Regions from separate parts of the Mus musculus genome. Here all the other regions are linked to region 1. The links are chromatin loops, found by intact Hi-C in ENCODE. Cell type or tissue: heart. All regions are shown on one strand. Links, peaks and the distances in the headings refer to the core of each region. The heading gives the core; the rest is flanking DNA.

Region 1 (7,912 bases), core at 1,478-6,477:
GGGAAGCTGTAAGGAGAGTGTGGGACTGAAAAACCACTTAGGGTCCCTCATCTTACCACTGGCATTAGAACTTTGATTCTTATTCTGATCAGGTTAATGGCAGGGCCCTGCATCCTCAACTTCATGGTCAACTAAGTTACTGATCTCTAGGACCAACTATGTCCTCCTAGAACAGGATGAATCAATAGTTTGACTCATGCCTACAGAAACAGTGAGGAATGTGACAGAGCCAGAGCGTGAGGGTGCTCCTCCATCATATGTTCTTGCTGAGGCCATTTCAGGTTTAACTAGAATTTGATCTTCTCGATGGAGAATCCCATAGAAAATTACCCAACTGTATTCTAGGAGCCCAAAGTCAAGGTGCCCTAGCTAACTAATCTTAGCTTCTGTTAACCTGCTTGATTGTTCTGAAGCTCTTTCAGCTACCTGCTTATCTTAGCTTCTGTCAAATTGCTTGCTTATGCAAAGCACCCTTGCCCCCCACCCCAGAAGCTGCAGAGCAAGGTGCCAGGACATAGTTTCTGCCTTCAGTGCCCTGTGCTCTGGACACTTTGTGCTACTCTCAGGACCTGAATATCTGAATGTAGTCCCAGCTGTTTGTTATACAGACTTGTCTATAAAATGTCTTAGTGGTCATCTCTGGTGGGCTCCTTCTAACAAAGGTGTGGCAAGGTTGCTGGTCTTTGAAGCATTTCTCCTCTAATGGCTGTCTTTACCCCTGTTTTTGCTTGGTCTTCACCTGACTGGTGTACCTGTGTTCACTCCTGTAAAAATTTTCATATCATGTTAGATAAGTGTAGTTAATCTACACTTTAAAAATGTTGTTTTTTTTTTTTTTGTTTTTGTTTTTGTTTTTTCGAGACATGGTTTCTCTGTATAGCCCTGGCTGTCCTAAATATATTTTCTTCTCTTCCTTTATCTCTTCCTCTGTCATTGACATAGCGTCACAACTATTTTTCAATAGCCCAGTGTACCCTTGAACTCTCAGTCTTCCAGCCCCAGCCTCCTGAGTTCTGAAATTAATCTCAAGATTCTATTTTTTTAAAAAAGTGCATGTGTTGATATGTGTGTGTGTGTGTGTGTGTGTGTGTGTGTGTATGCTCACATGTGTGAGTCATATGCATGTGTGTGTATATTTGTATCAAGAACATAAGGTGATTTGGATGTTTTCCTCCGTTGTTCTTAATCTTATGTTTTCAGTCAAGGTCTCTCACTGAGCTTGGAGCTCACTGATTGGCTAGCTTGGCTGGCCAGTGAGCTCTAGGGACTCATCTGTCTCTCACTCCCCAGGACTGGGATGACATGGGTGGTGGAGATCCAAATCCAGGTCTTCATGCTTGCACGGCAGGCATTTTATTGATTAAACAATTTCCCAGCTCTTCAATTTTTCCTCCTTCTCTTCTTCCTTCACCACCTCCTCCTCTTCTCTTTCTTTTTGGTGCTAGGGAGTAAACCCTGAATCTTGCAAATATTGAGCACTAATACATTCTTGAGTATTGTCTTAATTTTTTTTTTTGGGGGGGGGAGGAGTGTTGCCATGTAGCCCAGGCTGGCCTGAAACATATAATCCTCTGCCCCCTGCTGTTGTTAGAGGCGTGCACTACCAAGGTTTGATTTTACTTGAAAAATGAAGAAAAGCCTTGACTGTCTCAGTTCCAGAGCAGAGAAACAGACTCAGTCTTCCTCTGCCTTTTTGTTCTATCCGAACCTTTGCAGGTTCAGGAGGATGCTGCCCACATTGGTGAGGGTGGCTCTTCCTCATTCAGTCTACTGATTCAGATGCTAATTTATTCCGGAAACACCCTCACAGACACACCCCGAGAGAGGATTACGCAAGGCAGGAACACCAGGAAATGGGAACCAAGACTGAACAGAAGCCTCTTGTCACCCCAGGACATGTATGTAATAGAACAAATGAGGTCGGTACACACTCACATGGGAAATGCCCAGGATACATTGCTAGGTTAAAAACAGAAAGAGACAAAACCGTGTATGGCATTATATACAATGTAACATTTTAAAAAATAGATATTCATAGAAGATATCTGGAAAGTGCCCAAAGATTATCATCGTTTAATCTTGAATTTTTGGTTACCTATATTGTTACTGCCTTAAAAATGATAATGTATTCATGTTCCATGCAATTAAAAGTAATTTTCAAAAAGTAAATAAGGTAAGCCATTGTGAATGTGGCAGATGAAGGCAATAGAAGTAACATGGCACCAGGGGCGCGACTGGAATGATGGGATGAAGGAAGGGGTGTGTGGGAGGGAAAAGCCCAGAGGTCTCACAGCGTGCAGAGAGGAAGGCATCTGGGATGAATGACTTCAAGGTTTTCAGTTTAGGTGACAAGGTTCTGGCTGTTTAATTAGAGGGCATACATTTTGGAAGGGCTAAGGTGGGGCAGGGTAACCATCCAAACTCCTAACAACCTTCTTTATGCTTAAGGCAAGGCATATGGAGGAGAGATGTAATGCTTCATCTCATTAAAAATGTGACTGATTTTAGAATCGCCATGGTAACACACCTCTGAGTATATCTGTGAGGATGTTTCCAGAGAGGTTTAACTAAGGACGGAAGCCCCACCTTGGAGGTGGGCAGTGCCATCCCATGAGCGGCTCTCGCACTGAATAAGAAGGAAAAACGCAAGCTGAGTACCAGTTCATCCCGCTCTGCTTCCTGGGTATGGGTGCAATGTGACAAGGGTCTCACTCTCTGCCCGACATCCTAGTGGACTGTCCCCTTTCATACTGTGACCCAAAATAAATCCTTCCTTCCTTAGGTTGCTTTTGTCAAGTATTTTTTTTTTTTTCTCAATGATGAGAAAAGTAACCAGTCTAGGAGAGAGAAAATCTCTACTCTCTGACAATTGAGTGTGGGAAATAAATGACGATAAGTTAACAGGTAGGAATGATATGCCTATGCACAGGACTGTCACCCCGTGTGAGACTCAAGGGATGTCTAGATGACTGAAGTTCTTATAGTGTCGTAGCTGTAGAAAGGAACAATAGCTCAGGGCTTGGAGGTGGGAACAAGTTTTGGAAGCAGAAAGGAGAGAAAATGTATGGTGAGTTTGGGTTGTCTTTAAACACAACTGCCTGCCACATACTATAGGTTTTATCTGGGAACACATGAAGGCAAGGCAGAAGGCCATATCCAGATTCCGGGTACACTGACCAGATTGGATTCTGTAGCTATGTTCTGATGTCTAACAAGAGTAAACATGTCTTATAAATTGAATGTAAATGTTTGTCACAGGAGGCAAAAAAAAAAAAAAAAATCACATCCAAGAATAATCCAGGAAATAAAAAGCACCTGAGGTAAAAGGCCCTTTGCATTTTCATTCTGGTGTGTCTCTCACAGTCCCTCAAGGCCTTGCTCACCATGGGTCAGTCTTTTTGACTGTGTTCTGTCAAAAAGGACCAGGTAACCAAAATGATTGGACTATATAGGAATGGGCAGCCCCTGCACTGGAGAAGTTTAGGGTAGTGGGTGGGTATGCTAGCTGTAACAGGTAGGGACTGAGGGTTGCTGGGAGAACTTGGTGGCCAGGTCCTCCTTGATATGTTAAATAAGGCACCAGAGTCATTTGTCCCAGGGTTTGAGACTCAACAGTTGTGAGTTAATTTTTCTTTGTTTATAAGATTTTTCAAGGAGGGGTATACAAAAATGTTCATTTTTAGAGGATTGACTTTTAGGCAGATAAAGAGACTTCAGAAAGGAAGCCCCCCTTATGTATGTATTGGGAGAGAAAAATGAGTGAGAGACAGGAGAGAAGAGGGTTAGAGAGAATGCTACCAGATTCAAGTATGACTGCTCCCTGCTTGAAAGGCAATACTCAGGAAGGTGGGAAGGCAATTAGGGTTATTCAAGGGCTTCTGGGAAGGTAAGGGAGGGGCTATTTTTGGTATAAAAAATGTAAAAAGCTATTTCAAGAAATCATTGTCTTTCTGTCTTACTTTCCTGCCCCGTACAAAAGGAAGTTAGCTGGGCAAGGACTTACGTTTCCTGAACTGTCCCTTTCCCTTTGTGCTGACTAGCCAGCTGTGTCAGACTGTGACATCAAGCTCTACCAATCAGGTGAGACGCGGTCAGTACGTACGTACATGGGGTAAAGATGGAAACTGCCTTGGTCAAGCATGCTTGCTAGACGGCTATAGGTCTTGATGCACCTTTTTAATAAAAAGAATTGCCTTGCCGAGCCACTCTGGCACTATTAGTTTCTTCTTCTGTGTGATATCCAGGTTTTTGTTTATTTCTAACACCAAGGGAACCCAAGTACATGAGAAGGCTTTTACAGGAAGGAAAACTAAGCACAGTGAGACAATGGGCAGGAAATCCTGTGATGCTGGGCCAGAGCATTCTAAACTGGCCTTGAGTTCTTGGGGCTGGTTCCTGTACTTCTTTAGACAAACATATGGCTTTAAAAAAAATAAAATAAAGTTTAATTGTTATTAGTTCTTTGAGAGTGTATGAACAATGCAGTCTGAACATATTTACCCTTCTCACAACTGCCCTCATTCTCACCCATTCAACTTTGTGTCCCCCTTTAAAAACAAAACATCAAGTCTAATTTGTGCTGTCCATATACTCTTGAATGTGTGACCGGATGCTGGAGCACTGTTGACCTGCCAGGGCCACACTTTCCCTCTCCCAGCAGCTATCAAAGGCCAATAGCTCTGCAGGCAGCGGTGGCTCTTCACGCCTACTCTTCCACACACACCCTATCCCCTGAATGTGGGGATATGGTCCGGCTTTAGCTTACTCAAGTCTTGTGCATGCTTCAAAACTTCTGTTTCCCTGATGCCATTCCCCACTTCTGGCTCTTACACATTTTTCTGTTCCCTCTTTCCACAACGATCCCCGAGGACTGCAAGGTGAGAGTATGGTGTAGATCCATTTATGGTAGAGCAGCCCACAGGCTCTCATTCTCTGCACACTGAGCAGTCATGTGTTTCTATTCTAATCACCATCTACTGCAAAAAGAAAGTTCTCTGGTGAGGAGTGAGAGATGCATTAATCTATAGGTAAACAGTAATAAGTCCATGTAAGTCAGTTTAGCACTGTGCCCACTTAGCAGAATAATAGATAGATCAGTAGTAGGTAGATTGGTGGTAGATTCTCTTCTAGGACCTATAACCTGTTTACTCACAGGTTCTTTTCTACTCACAAGTTCTTCTGTTTCCCTGATGTCATTCCCCACTTCTGGCTCTCACACATTTTTCTGTTCCCAGTATATGGATTTTCAGTAAGTTCAACTTCTCAGCAATTTACATGCTTTGTATTTAGTTGATGCACAGGACTTGAATAAGGAGAGGCATTGCCCATGTTGGTGTTATCTGACAGTCATCAGATATCCTGGGCTATATTCTATAGCTCTGAAAGGTTATACAGCAGTCAGCATCTTAATTCTTAGAATTTAGAGTGTTGGTTGAGGGAGAGGAAACCAGAAAATAACTTGATAAGGATTGGGCACTGTGACACTCTCGTTCTTCAATTCAAGGGTCTTGTCATGGGAAACTGCTATATTTTAGGGCATAATTTTCTAGGCACACACACACACACACACACACACACACACACAAATACCTGTTGGTTTTGTATGTGGGGAAAGATTAAGAGGAAGCTGAGAAATGAACTTCTAAGCAAATCCTTGCCTACCATGTTTCTACCCACCTCCCTTACTACAGAAGAGTAATGTGTCCGTGAGTGCTTTAATGACGGATCCCACAGTCTTCCTCCTTATTCACTGAGCTGATGTGAACGAAAGTCTAGAATGCCCTACTTGTCTAAAGTCCGTAAAACCAACACTACTCAAGTCAAGATTCTTTCTCTTACTTTCTATTCTGGATCACCGCTGTTCCTCTAATTAGGAGAAGCTTTGATTTCTTTCCTACCTCGTCAGCTGTCCTGTGTCACAGGACAACGAACCGTGATTGAGATCCTAAGAGAAAAGCCAAACACCAACAGAATGCTGCTCTTGCATCTTCTTGTTCCCTCCCTGTCTCAACCAGGAGATGGTAGCAGGTGAAGGTGATGGCTATCCTTTGAATTAGAGATGGTTTGATGGATGGCGAGCAGCTAAGAATGGTAATTAATGCTGCAGCCGTCCATCAGAGGACACCAGATTCTGCCCATGCCTATCTCACTGCTGTTTTAACCTGCTGTGCCTTTTGGAACCAGTGAAGACTGGCCATTAGAATTAACAAGGTACTTTTGAGAATGCCCTTGGTGCTGGCCACAGATGCCATTGAATAGGCCAGAAAGAATTTTAACAAATTAAATCCAAGGCCACAGTCTTTGTGTTGGATTACTAACCACCTCTGTGATGCCCACAGTATCCAGTAAAGTCCTACAGAGATGGCTTAATGTAATGAGCAGGTTTAACTGTGCACACTTGTGACATAAAATTCCCTCCGCATGGTAATTACTCTCTATTTTCACACCACAATTTCTCCTTTATCTGTTTAATACCTTGTTGCCATAGGGCATAAAATTACTTCTTTAACATAAGTATAGCTGGGGTGGGAGAGGACTTCCCCAGATGTGTTCACAGGCTTCAGCCTTCCATGTTCACTCCTTCCATGTTGAGAGCAGAGTTCTCATTTCCCCCCCTCCCACCTCCCCACCATGGCTCACCAGAACCATTTAGAAGCTTGAAAAACTTGCTAACCTCCATACCCTATCCTTGGCGGTCAGAATTCACTGGCCTCTGGGATGGCTCTGGGGTCATCAGTGTTAAAGTCCACAGGGTGAGTCTCATGGGTCCCTCGGGATGAGAAAGACTGACCTCCAGCCTGTACACATCCTTGGGCTGACATTCAGCTCTTCAAACAGATTTTGTACAATTCTGAGTCTCTCTCGGCTCCAAATGTCTATAATCTGGTAGAACTTCCTGTGCCGACAGCCTTGTTCTTATTAGACTGAAGTGAGGCGTGTAAGGGGGAGAACTTAAGGAGGCTCATATTCTCAGGTTCCAGCCCTCCGTTTACAGAATCCTGGGTGAGCAACACCTTAAATTTTGAGCTGTAGGTGCTTGTTTGCTTCACTCTAATCTTGGCTCTGGTTAATGCAACACAAGTTTGATGCTATTGTTTGTTTTATCCCTTATTTTTGCTAGGTCTGGGCCACATCTTTTGGTAGGGGCTCCCCTCTTGCTCTTCCCCTATCCCCTCTCATGGTCCTGTTTAGTCTGCTGGCCATGGTCATCCTAGGCTCTTCCCTCTGCCTGTGTTTCCATTTATATCTACAATAAAATCTCCCTGCTTTGGAAGTAGTCATGTTCTCCTATTATTTCATTTTTTTTTAAAGTTCACCTTTTGCTTTTCTGCTACAGTACATTATGTAGCCCAGTTGTGATGGTTAGTCTTGGTTGTTAACTGGATTACAACCAAGAAACCCTCCTTTGAGTCTGGCTTATTTTGTTTAACATGATCATCTCCTGTTACACTTTCTCTCTCGTAAATGATGTTCTATCAGTCCTCTTTCTGGATGAATAATAGTCCACTGTATACACCACCGTTTCTTTGCTCATTCATCGGTTGACAGTCCTCTAGGTTGGCCCCACATCTCGGCTATTGTGAATAGTATTGCAATCAGCATGGATGTGTGGGTGTCTCTGCGTTATGTTGACTTCAGTTCCCTTGGGCATGTACTCAGACACATGCATGGAGGTGATGCTGTCTCCAGGGGAGCAAACTGGCTTCCTGTTTTTAAAGAGGGGTTATAAAAAGCATTACTGTGCTTATGTGTGAAGGACAGATGTGTGGAGTATAAGCGACCGCACAGAGAAACCACCGAACTAGACCATTCTGTGCATGGAAAGAATTATTTACTGGGTATTAAAATGCCAGAGCCAACTCTGGATTGAGCAGACAGAGAGAAAGGAGAAATGATGGAAAAGCGAGCAGAT
Region 2 (5,000 bases), core at 1-5,000, 100 kb after region 1:
CATATCTGTAGCTGCTATTCAGCTATCACCCTACCCAGCACCTGTGCTTTGTCTGCAGACAGGGAGGTGAGAAGGAAGAAGAGCTGCCAGGGATGGGTGGGGGTGGCGGGGTGGGAGGAGGTAGGGGTGGTAAAATGTAAGATTCCCTAAACTAAAAGATTCCCAAAGAGCTGGTACCAAGAGCAGCCCACGGGTGGCATGGACCCCCTCACACATCAAGAACTACAGTGCATATGAATGACAGAGGACAGGCACAAGGAGAGTCAACCTGGCCACTCCCACTCAAAGCCTTCTCCTCTAGACCTTGAAAGGCACCAGACCATTGTCATCCTCAGGCCTAGGGATGGTTGAAACTTGCTGCCCTTTGCTAATGATTTCTGCTTCACTTAGACTTCGTATTATAGAGCAGTTTTGGGTCACAGCGAAATGGAGTAGGCTAGTGATTTCCCAGATGCCTGCCTCACTCAAGATCAACATCTCCCACCACAGTGTCCTAACTGCTGAGCCTACATCTGTGTGTCACATCCCCCAGTGCAGGGCTGTGCTGTGGTTCCACCATGTGCTAGTGGCTCCCACTCAACAGTTGAGCCTTTGGGAGCTTGGATTTCCCAGAGGCGATGTACATGGGGGTGAAGGGAAGAAGGGAATTTATTCACTGATCACTTTGCTTCATTGTCACAGGACTCACCGGCTTGTTTTTGTAAGGTATTGGGCTAGTTGCTGTGTTACAGAGGCCACTGTGTTGGACTAACGCTTGCAGACCCCCAGTTCATTCCATCTCCGTCTGTTTCAGGAATGCAGGAGCCTGACTTCCAACAGAATGAGCTGATCTTTCAGGGCCTCTGCCAGCTCTGCTCCCCTTAGGCACTGACTACACAGGCCTGTTCTCTTTGCTAGAATTCACTTAGTTACATATGTGTGATGTGTACAACTCTCTGCACTCATGTTATACCATAAGGCTAGATGGCTTAGTTGGTAGGGTGTTTGCCCAGCATGTAGGAAGTCCTGGGCACCATACCCAACAACATATAGAAAACATGGATCATAGCAGTATGAACCTGTCAGCCTAGGGCAGGGCAGAAGAATGTCAGAGGATCAGGAGTCTAAAACCATCTTTGGTACAGAGCAAGTTTGAGGCCATCCCGAGTCTGTCTTAGAAAAATGAAACAAAGGAACAAACAAACAGAAAAGGCAAGGCTAGGGAACAAGACTTATAAGTTCTAAATACTAAGAAGGAGTTGTGGCCGTTAATGCTATTTGTCAGCCTGTTAGGATAGGATCTAGAGTCACCTGAGGGACAAGCTTCTAAGCATGCCTGGGTAGGGGTGGGGGTGGTTATCTTACGTTAATTGAGATGGGGAGCCCTGTCTACTGTGGGTGGTACCATTCCCTGGCTGGAATTCTGGACCTCATAGATGAAGAAAGGATGCTGAGAACCAGTCATCCCTCTCTGCTCTCTGACTGTGTGTGGAATGTGCCCATCTGCCTCAGGCTCCTCCCACCTTCTCCTCCCATGATGCTCTTTTCCCTTGAACTGTGAGCAGTCTCCTCATACTCTTGAAGAAGCCCTTTCTCTTACAAGTTGCCTTTGTCAAAGAATTTTAACACAATAAAAGAAAAACAACTAAAACAAACAAAAGAAAGAAAAACAACTAAGACCGTAGTATATCCTTTCCTGTGCTTAATTTTAAAATCTATTACCTTAACATATTAAAAAATTATAAAATAGTCTAATAAATTCAAATTTTTTGCCATGATGACTAACTCATTTTGAAAAGCATTCTCTCTCTTCCCTCATCTCTCTCTCCCTCTCTCAACTGCCTGACACATGTTCTTACCCAATGCCTGTGGCTCCATTTGGGCTATTAAACCATCTCACTGGTAAATAACCCTCAGAAGGTCCCTGTTTTTCTGGAGCTGAAATGCAATGAAGGAAAATACATATCCCACACACAGACGTCCAGACACAAGTTTACTTCAAGAAGCATTGTATCCTAGGGAGAGGATTGAATGCAGACATAGAGCTGTTGGGGGCAGACAGGAAGGAATGGGTCTTTGAGAAGGTGACATTTAAAATAATTACAAAAAGCAAGCCATGAGGCTCTAGGTGGCAGCACACAAGGGTTTGGACTAAGAGCTTCCTGGACTGTGAAGAGAAGGATGTGACTCGGTCGGTAGAGTGCTTGCCGGGCAAGCTCAAAGTACTACAACACAAAGCAGCTATGGTGGCACATGCCTATGATCTCAGCACTTAAGACAGGAGGACCGGAAGTTCAAGCTCCAGGGAAGCCTGTGATAACAAGATTGTGTTTTAATCAATCAATCAATCAATCAATCAATCAACCATCAATCAGTCAATCATCAATCAATTAATCAATTGGCTGGTGGAGATGGAGTCCAAAAGAGGAAGAGGGTGTTGGAATTGAAGCTGGTGAAGTGAGCAAGGAACCCACTGGACATTGCAGCTGTTTTAACCCCTTGTAATTTATAATCATCTAGAGAATTTAAAAAGCATTCCAGTGCCAGCGTCCTACCATGACCCAATGAAGCCCAGGCATCCACGTCTGTGTGTGTTTTTTAAAACAAAGAGCAGGAGATTAACTGTGCTACCATTGAGGACCACTGACGTGGATCTGAAAGCCTACAGTTTCCTAAATACTTTTAGTGCCCAAATCCCCAGGGGACTTTGTGAAAAATGCAGATTCTGATTCAGCTGGGTGGAGTCAGTTCCTTTCATCTCTCTCAGCCCCCATGGGAGGCTGATGCTCCTAGTCCAAGGACCACATTTGGAGAAACAAGGTTTTTGTTGGTGATAAGGAGGCTTATTTTTACAGACTGGTAGGAAGCCACTGGAGAATATTAAGCAGGAAGGCTAGCACGACCTTACGGATGTTTTCACAAGATTACAGCAGCTACAATGTGGAAAATAGATTGCAGAGGGAAAATGGGAAGCTGGAAGCTAAGTGATGAGGGGTGAAGAGAAAGGCTGGACCAATCGTCTTTCTATGCAGCTCCAGGGGCATTTGGGCTTGGGGAGGGAGATGAGACGTGTACAATGTTCAAAGTTTCAATCTAGAACCCTGCATCTATCTCCCCACTAGATGCTCAGTGCCATTCCCAGAGAAGTGAATCTTACACGGGGAAGACTCCCAGGTCCAGATCTATCGATCTCTCAGCCACAGGGATGTCTAGTAGCAGATTCAGAGAGAGTACAGATGCCCAGAACCTAGAGCTATTAACTAGAGAGCATGGTCTTTAATGTCCCAAAGACTTCAAATGCCTTTGTTGTCTCAAAGCCTTTGTCACTGGTGCATAGTACCCTCTTGGGTGAGAGAATCTGGGATGCGTGCCAAGATGAATGAATGAAGTATGTTTTTCATTTGGAAGCCTGCTACTGCCAGATGGATAATAATTCCCACAGCCCTATTCCCTGCTTTGGATGGTGTCTTCGAATCAATTCCCATAGTTCCAAGGAAAAAGACTCATGCCTCAGAAAAGTCAAAGGAAACAGTGAGATATCGAGGCAGGGCACGAGGGATGCCTGGCAGGTGGCAGGTAGGTGCCTTCCCTGCCTTCATATCCGTTGGGAGCTGAGGGCACAGCACCCTCTTCCTAGCATTGTGCAGAGGAATGGGCTGACTTGTGGTTTTCTACCTCTGCTGGGTTGCTAAGATTTCATCTTAATTCATCAAATTCTGAAGATTCAGATTTCAACTTGCCCAGAAACCCATTAGTTCAGGAAATACAGGTTGGGTGGGAGAGCAAGGAAAGGAGAGAGATTGGAAGGAGGGTTGGGAAGGAAGCGGAATGGGTTGGGGAGGGACCTGTATGGAAGGGGAAGAAGGAAGAAGAGGAGAAAAAGGAGGAGGGAGAGAGGAAGTGAAGGAAGGAAGATAATGAGGTTGGAGAGCAGGAGTGCTTTTGCAGAGAAAATGGCATGAGTTACTTCTGGTGTACTGACCCGCACTTGAGTGTTTGCTATAAGATGTCTGTGGATTACCGCCTAAGAGAGCTCTTCTGTGTCAATCAGTAAGAGGATGAATGTACTAAAATATAAACTTTGGGACCTTCCAGTGGATGCACTTTGCTTGTCTCTCATAAAGGTGGATGACTGTAGCCAACATCTACAAACTATAGGAGTTCACAGAAGAATGCAGATTTCTGATTCTTCTAATTCAGAGGGCATGACAGCATAGGCCTGTGTTCTTTTAACAGGCTTGGAGTTCACTATGGTCTATACCCCCAGTCCCCTTTCTTCTGTTTTTTGATGGTGCTGGAGATTGGACCCAGGGCCTTGGGCAAGCCCTCTACTAGTGAACTATGCCTTTTTTCTCCTTTTTTTCCTATACAACTTTTCTGGTCTCTCTAGATACCTGAGGTTATGGCCTTGAATACAGATTCAAGAGCCTATTGCTTGCCTCGTGAGTCTATGAGCCACTGTAGGGAACAAAAGATCAGCTCTTTATCTGGGGTGGAAAGGCAGTTTGGAAGCAGTTCAGATCAAAAGGCCTTAGTCATAGCTCAGAAGAAGATTCTACAAAGTGAGAAATAAACATAGAAATAGCTTTAGCTTCCCATCTGGAGCTCTTTGATATTCATGGTCTCTGGTCTTCAGAGTGGGTGAGCTGTGCGGTCAGGGCTTGTGGGTTTTGATCTCTTGAAGCTAAAAGGACTCCAAGCCCCATGAGAAATGAGAACCTAGGATATACCCTCCTCTCCTCTCCTCTCCTCTCCTCTCCCCTCCCCTCCCCTCCCCTCCCCTCCCCTTCCCTCCCCTCACTCTCCTCCCCTCTTCTTCCTCTACTCTCCTCTTCTTCCTCTACTCTCCTCCCTTCCTCTGCTTTTCTCTCCCCTTCCCTCCCCTCCTCTTTTTTCAGCCCCTTCCCTCTCCTTCCCCCCCTTCTCTTTTCCCCTTCCCTTCTCTCTTCCACTCCCCTTTTCTTACCTTCTCCCAAATTTATTAACTCTTAATCCACAGCAAAACTCTCCATCCTCACTCA
Region 3 (5,000 bases), core at 1-5,000, 88 kb before region 1:
CTAGGAAAATTTTTGCTTCCTGTCCCCATAACTCTAGGTTCTGCTGGCTTAGAAGTTTTGGCTCCAGAGAGGGGAGTGCTCCTACCAGGAGCTACAACAAACATTCCATTGAACTGGAAGCTCAGACTTCCCCCTGGTCATTTTGGGCTTCTAATGCCCTTAAACCAACAGGCTAAAAAAGGAATAACAGTGTTAGGAGGGGTGATAGATCCAGATTACCATGGGGAAATTGGATTACCTCTTCACAATGGTGGTAAGCAAGATTATGTCTGGAGTGTAGATGATCCCTTAGGGCGTCTCTTAGTACTACCATGTCCTGTGATTAAAGTCAATGGGAAACTACAACAGCCTAATCCAAGCAGGATGACAAAGGACGCAGACCCATCAGGAATGAAGGTATGGGTCAATCCTCTAGGAAAAGAGCCAAGACCTGCTGAGGTTCTGGCTGAAGGAGAAGGAAATACAGAATGGGTAGTAGAGGAAGGTAGTTATAAATACCAATTAAGGCCACATAACCAGTTGCAGAAACGAGGATTATAAAGTAATATGAATGCCCACTGTAAATTTACTAATGCGTTTGCAATTGTACGAGGGATAGTTATATCATGTTAGGCGTATTTACAACCTTGTTATTGTTTCATGTGAACATGAGATATTATTTGTGTCAAGTTGACAAGGGGTGGATTGTAGTGGCTATTCCTGGTTGTCAACTTGACAATATTTGGAATGAACTACAATCCGGAATTGGAAGGCTCACCAGTGACCCTTATCTGGAGGCTTGGAGATCCTTATCTGGATCTTGGTTTGAAGATCTTGAGCCACAGTGGCTATGGATTCCAGAAGATTGAATCTCCGAGTTTAAGGAACACACCTTTAATCTGGGCTACACCTTTCATCTGGGATTAAAGGTGTGGCGGAACACACCTTTAATCTGGGCTACACCTTCTGCTGGAGACAATATAAGGACATTGGAAGAAGGGAGTCTAGCTCTTGCTCTTGCTCCTGCTCCTTCGCCTGCTTGCTGTGTGAGACTGAGTAACTGCTAGATCCTTGGACTTCCATTCACAGCTGCGACTGAACAATTGTTGGGAATTGGGCTGCCAACTGTAAGTCATCAATAAATTCCTTTACTATCTAGAGACTATCCATAAGTTCTGTGACTCTAGAGAACCCTGACTAATACATTCCCCATCCCCCAAACACACATGTACACACTCCAGTGTGACCAGGAACACATGCCTCCCCCTGTTTGGGTCCAGCCCATCTTTGAATCTCATTTCTCTCATCTGTTAAATGAGTCTGGAGGTAGATTGCTTTGCAAGGTATCTTTCATTGCTAACGTAGACATGGTTTTCACTCTTTCCCTCTGACGTCGGCCCTGGATGTACATAGAGTTACCTACCTTGTTATGTGCTCATGTCTGCCATCACAACATCCCCGTCCACTTTCCAACCTGGACTCCAGAGAGATACATAGGAAATGATCCCAGAAACTGAGAGTCATTGGTACCTGTAAAAGTAACTTTTATTTGTCTGATGTAACTGTTGTCTCGGAGGCTTACTGCTGCCATCAGCTAACCTAGGCCTCGTCTTGGAAGCTTCTAGCCTCCATGCAATCTAATCTAGGCCTAGAATGTCTTCAGCTTCTGAGACTTGCTGCTTAACAAGCTCACCTTTTCTAGCTCTTTCTGAGCTCTGGCTGGCTGGTTCAACTCAACTATTCTGGCTCAAACTCCTTTCCTAGCTGGCTGATTCGAACTAGCTTCTCAGCTTCTGACTGAATTGCTCTGCTTGGCCTCAAACTATCCCTAGCAATCTGTTCGAATCTTCTGGCTCCTTCTCTTTCCCTGGCTTGTTTTGTCTTCACCTGTGTCTAGCTTGTTCTCTCTTCAACCTGACTCTGTAAAAGTGTTCTATAAAAACCGTCTCTGAGCTCCACTAACTGAACTGTCGTGAATTCCACTCCACTGCACTCACTGCCTCTCAACTCGCTGACTCAACCGCACTGACTAAACAGAACGGACTACAACTCAGAGATCTGCGTGCCTCTGTCTCCTGAGTGCTGGGATTAAAGGTGTGTACCACCATGCCTAGACCTAAGCTTTTCTTTACCTGAAACTAGCTCTATATCAAGGCTGGTCTTGAACTCAGAAATCAGCTTGCCTCAGTCTCCTGGGATTACAGGCATGTCTGTATTCCAGCTGGATCACAGAGACCTAGAAGGTCTTTGGCTGTGATCTCTTGCCAGAGCAGCCTCATTCTGAGTTAATATTTCTATACAGGTAAGAGCGAGGGAGGCAGAGTCCCTCTAATCTGTTCCTGCTCAGACAGGGCAGTTGCTATAATTGCTCACAGGAGGTTTGGCTCACATCCCTGGGAAGATGCGAGAGACCAGCTTGGTCCATCACTAGGGACAGTCCCTCTTTGAACTGGTGGGTATAGGCTAGCAGTACTTCCAGGTCCTCTCTGGATTCAGATCTACTTTCCAATCTCTACAGCACTTTCAAAGTACGTGTAAGAGTATGCGGGCGTGAGAATCTGAAGCAGAAGACCAGTGTTAGACTCTGCTTTTGCTCTGTGAGAAAAATTTAGCTGAGTTGGCCTAATCCTATCTTGACCAGGCGGGGGCACCCCCTTTCTGTGTCCTTGATAGTGGAGAGCTGGTTTTGAATCTAGATCCCATAGCTCGGCCCGGCAGCAGCTTCCTCTCCCTCTAAGAGAGCTGGCCTTCACAGGTCATAGATATTCGTCCCAAGTTTAAGGCTGTCTCCAACAGTTTTTGATCCAGCAGCGGAGGAAGAATCTCTTGCCTGCAGGAGCCCAGGAAACACGCGTTTCTGGACTTGACTTCTTGGCCTATGCTGGGTTTAGGTTCTCCAGAAGGGGTGACTGAAGAAATAGAGTGAAAACGGAACCGGAAGTCCATTGGTGTTGCCTGAGAACCTGTCGGGTCGTCAAGGCCACGTGGCTGGTGCTCTGCTGTGAAGTCTTTGCTGAGAGCCTGATGCAAGGAGCTGTGAGGGCCTCGGAATCGGTGTAAACCGACACCTTGCTGGCAAAGGGTAGTGTTTAATTCATAACTAAGACATAGATATGGACTGTTTTGATCTGGGCATGATGTCATGTTCTTACAATCTCAACACTCAGGAGTCCGAGGCAGGAGGATCATGAGGTTTGAGTCCATTTTGGGTTACTATAGAGAACCTTAAACAAACAAAACAAACAAAGACAAGGAAAGAGTTTTAAAAAGGCAGGAAGGAAGGAAAGGAGGGATGTGAGAAGGAGAAAGGAAATAGAAGGAGGAAGGGAGAGAGGACGGGAAAAAAGAGGAGGGAGAAGAAGGGGAAGGGAGGAAGGGGAAGGGAGGAAGAGGAAGAGGAGGAAAGGAAGGGGCAGGGGCAAAAGGGGCAGGGGCAGGGGCAGCAGAAGAGGGGGAAGGGGCAGGGGAGGAGGGGTCAGGGGAAGGGGCAGGGGAAGAAGGGGAAGGGGCAGGGGAAGAGGGGGCAGGGGAAGGGAAAGAGGGGGAAGGGGCAGGGGTATGTGAAGGGGAAAGGGAAGGGGCAGGGGCAGGGGTAGGGGCAGGGGCAGGGGAAGGGGAAGAACTTATCTTTAGTGGCTGGACTGGAGGTCTGCAGTCTGGGCTTTCTGAGGTTCTGAGAGGGACCTGTCTCTTGCCCTCTCGTACCTTCTGGTAATTGCTGGAAATTTTTGACATTCTTGATCTCTGCCTTCATCTTTGTCATGCATCTCTTTTTAATTTTTAAAAAGATTTATGTTTTTATTATATATACAGTATATATGTATATGCACATTATAGATTTAGAATATCTATATAAGTATATAATTATATATAAACATATATATTACATATCATATATATCAGTGTACATTATATATACATATATTATATATATGCTTGCATGTATGCCTGCAGGCCAGGAGAGGGCACCAGATTACATTATAGATGGTTGTGAGCCACCATGTGGTGTCTAGGAATTGAACTGAGGACCTCTGGAAGGGCATCAAGTGCTTTTAGCCTCTGAACCATCTCTTCAGACCTCCTATACATCTTCATTTTAAAATTTCCCCTGTTTATAAGGACAGTGGTCATACTGTCGTAGACTCTCAATGACCCGTTTGTGTTAATTACTTCTAATTCTGTCTCCAAATAAGCTCATATTCAAAGGCAAGGGGTAAGAACTTCAGGACTTCAACTTATGTTGTTGGCTAGGGTATAAGATCGAATCCACACTGTGCAGTTTTGCAAGACACATGTGAGCCCCTAGAAGCCAGTCCTGCTGGCATCTGGAGGAGCAGGCATGCTGGCTTGGAAGGGGGTTCTGGGTTTGAGATCAACAGCATTTACTTCCCAGTGGCTTTCCAAGGATGGCTGATCTGAGGGGGGATTTGTTCACATAGTCACAAGGCTGAAGTGTTCCACGATAGGCTGACTGTTAGAAAAGAAGCTGGCCTCCTAGCTTGGTTCAAGAAGCTACAAACCTCAGAATGAGGGAGGCTGATGATACAGCCCTCAGTCAAAAGTAGAACTCCTGAGAACTCCCCGAGCAGGGGATATTGGTGTAAGCCTTAAGAATAAGACACTAAAGAATCAGAGTATGAAGTAGGGTGGGGACAGCAGAAACTCACCTGCCGATGATGCTGTTCCATCCCCTCTTATCCTGAGGCTGATTGGATGATGCCAGCTTGAAGGCAGGTCTTTCTCATCTGCCAATCTTCTCCGGAAAAACCTTCACAGACACACCCAGAAGCAACACTTTACTAGATCTCTAAGCATCCTTCAGTGTAGTCAAGTGACTCCTAGCATTAACCATCCTGATGACCTGAGATCCTAAACACATGTATAAAACTGGCACACCCTGTCTATAAATCTTAGCACCTGGGAGGTGGAGTCAGGAGGACCAGATGTTCAAGGGCAACCTTGACTATGCAGTGAGTTTGAGGACAGCTTGCATTAGCAAGAAACCCTGTCTCAACGACAAC

What was found. A loop is a pair of places that touch in the nucleus more often than their neighbours do. Peaks named below come from ENCODE experiments on the same cell type or tissue, not always from the same donor. Only the 100,000 strongest peaks of a DNase experiment are listed, where the experiment ranks them.
Region 2: a loop joins it to region 1, with 1.9 times the contacts of the local background. A loop is called at or near these places in 2 of 42 quality-filtered maps.
Region 3: a loop joins it to region 1, with 2.1 times the contacts of the local background. A loop is called at or near these places in 4 of 42 quality-filtered maps.

What each region holds. Positions count from the first base shown.
Region 1 is chr7:122,817,529-122,825,440 of GRCm38, reverse strand. No RefSeq gene overlaps it. Among named protein-coding and RNA genes, the nearest start is that of Gm39082, 100 kb to the left of the region's middle. In heart, for the core only: no CTCF peak of the experiment used is centred there; DNase peaks (open chromatin) are centred at 4,070, 4,310 and 4,650; H3K27ac peaks cover 1,396 bases.
Region 2 is chr7:122,714,278-122,719,277 of GRCm38, reverse strand. All of the region lies in intron 1 of Cacng3 (calcium channel, voltage-dependent, gamma subunit 3), which reads right to left. Among named protein-coding and RNA genes, the nearest start is that of Cacng3, 45 kb to the right of the region's middle. In heart, for the core only: no CTCF peak of the experiment used is centred there; a DNase peak (open chromatin) is centred at 2,807.
Region 3 is chr7:122,907,098-122,912,097 of GRCm38, reverse strand. No RefSeq gene overlaps it. Among named protein-coding and RNA genes, the nearest start is that of Gm39082, 15 kb to the left of the region's middle. In heart, for the core only: CTCF peaks have their summits at 2,614 (motif pointing right) and 3,931 (motif pointing right); no DNase peak of the experiment used is centred there.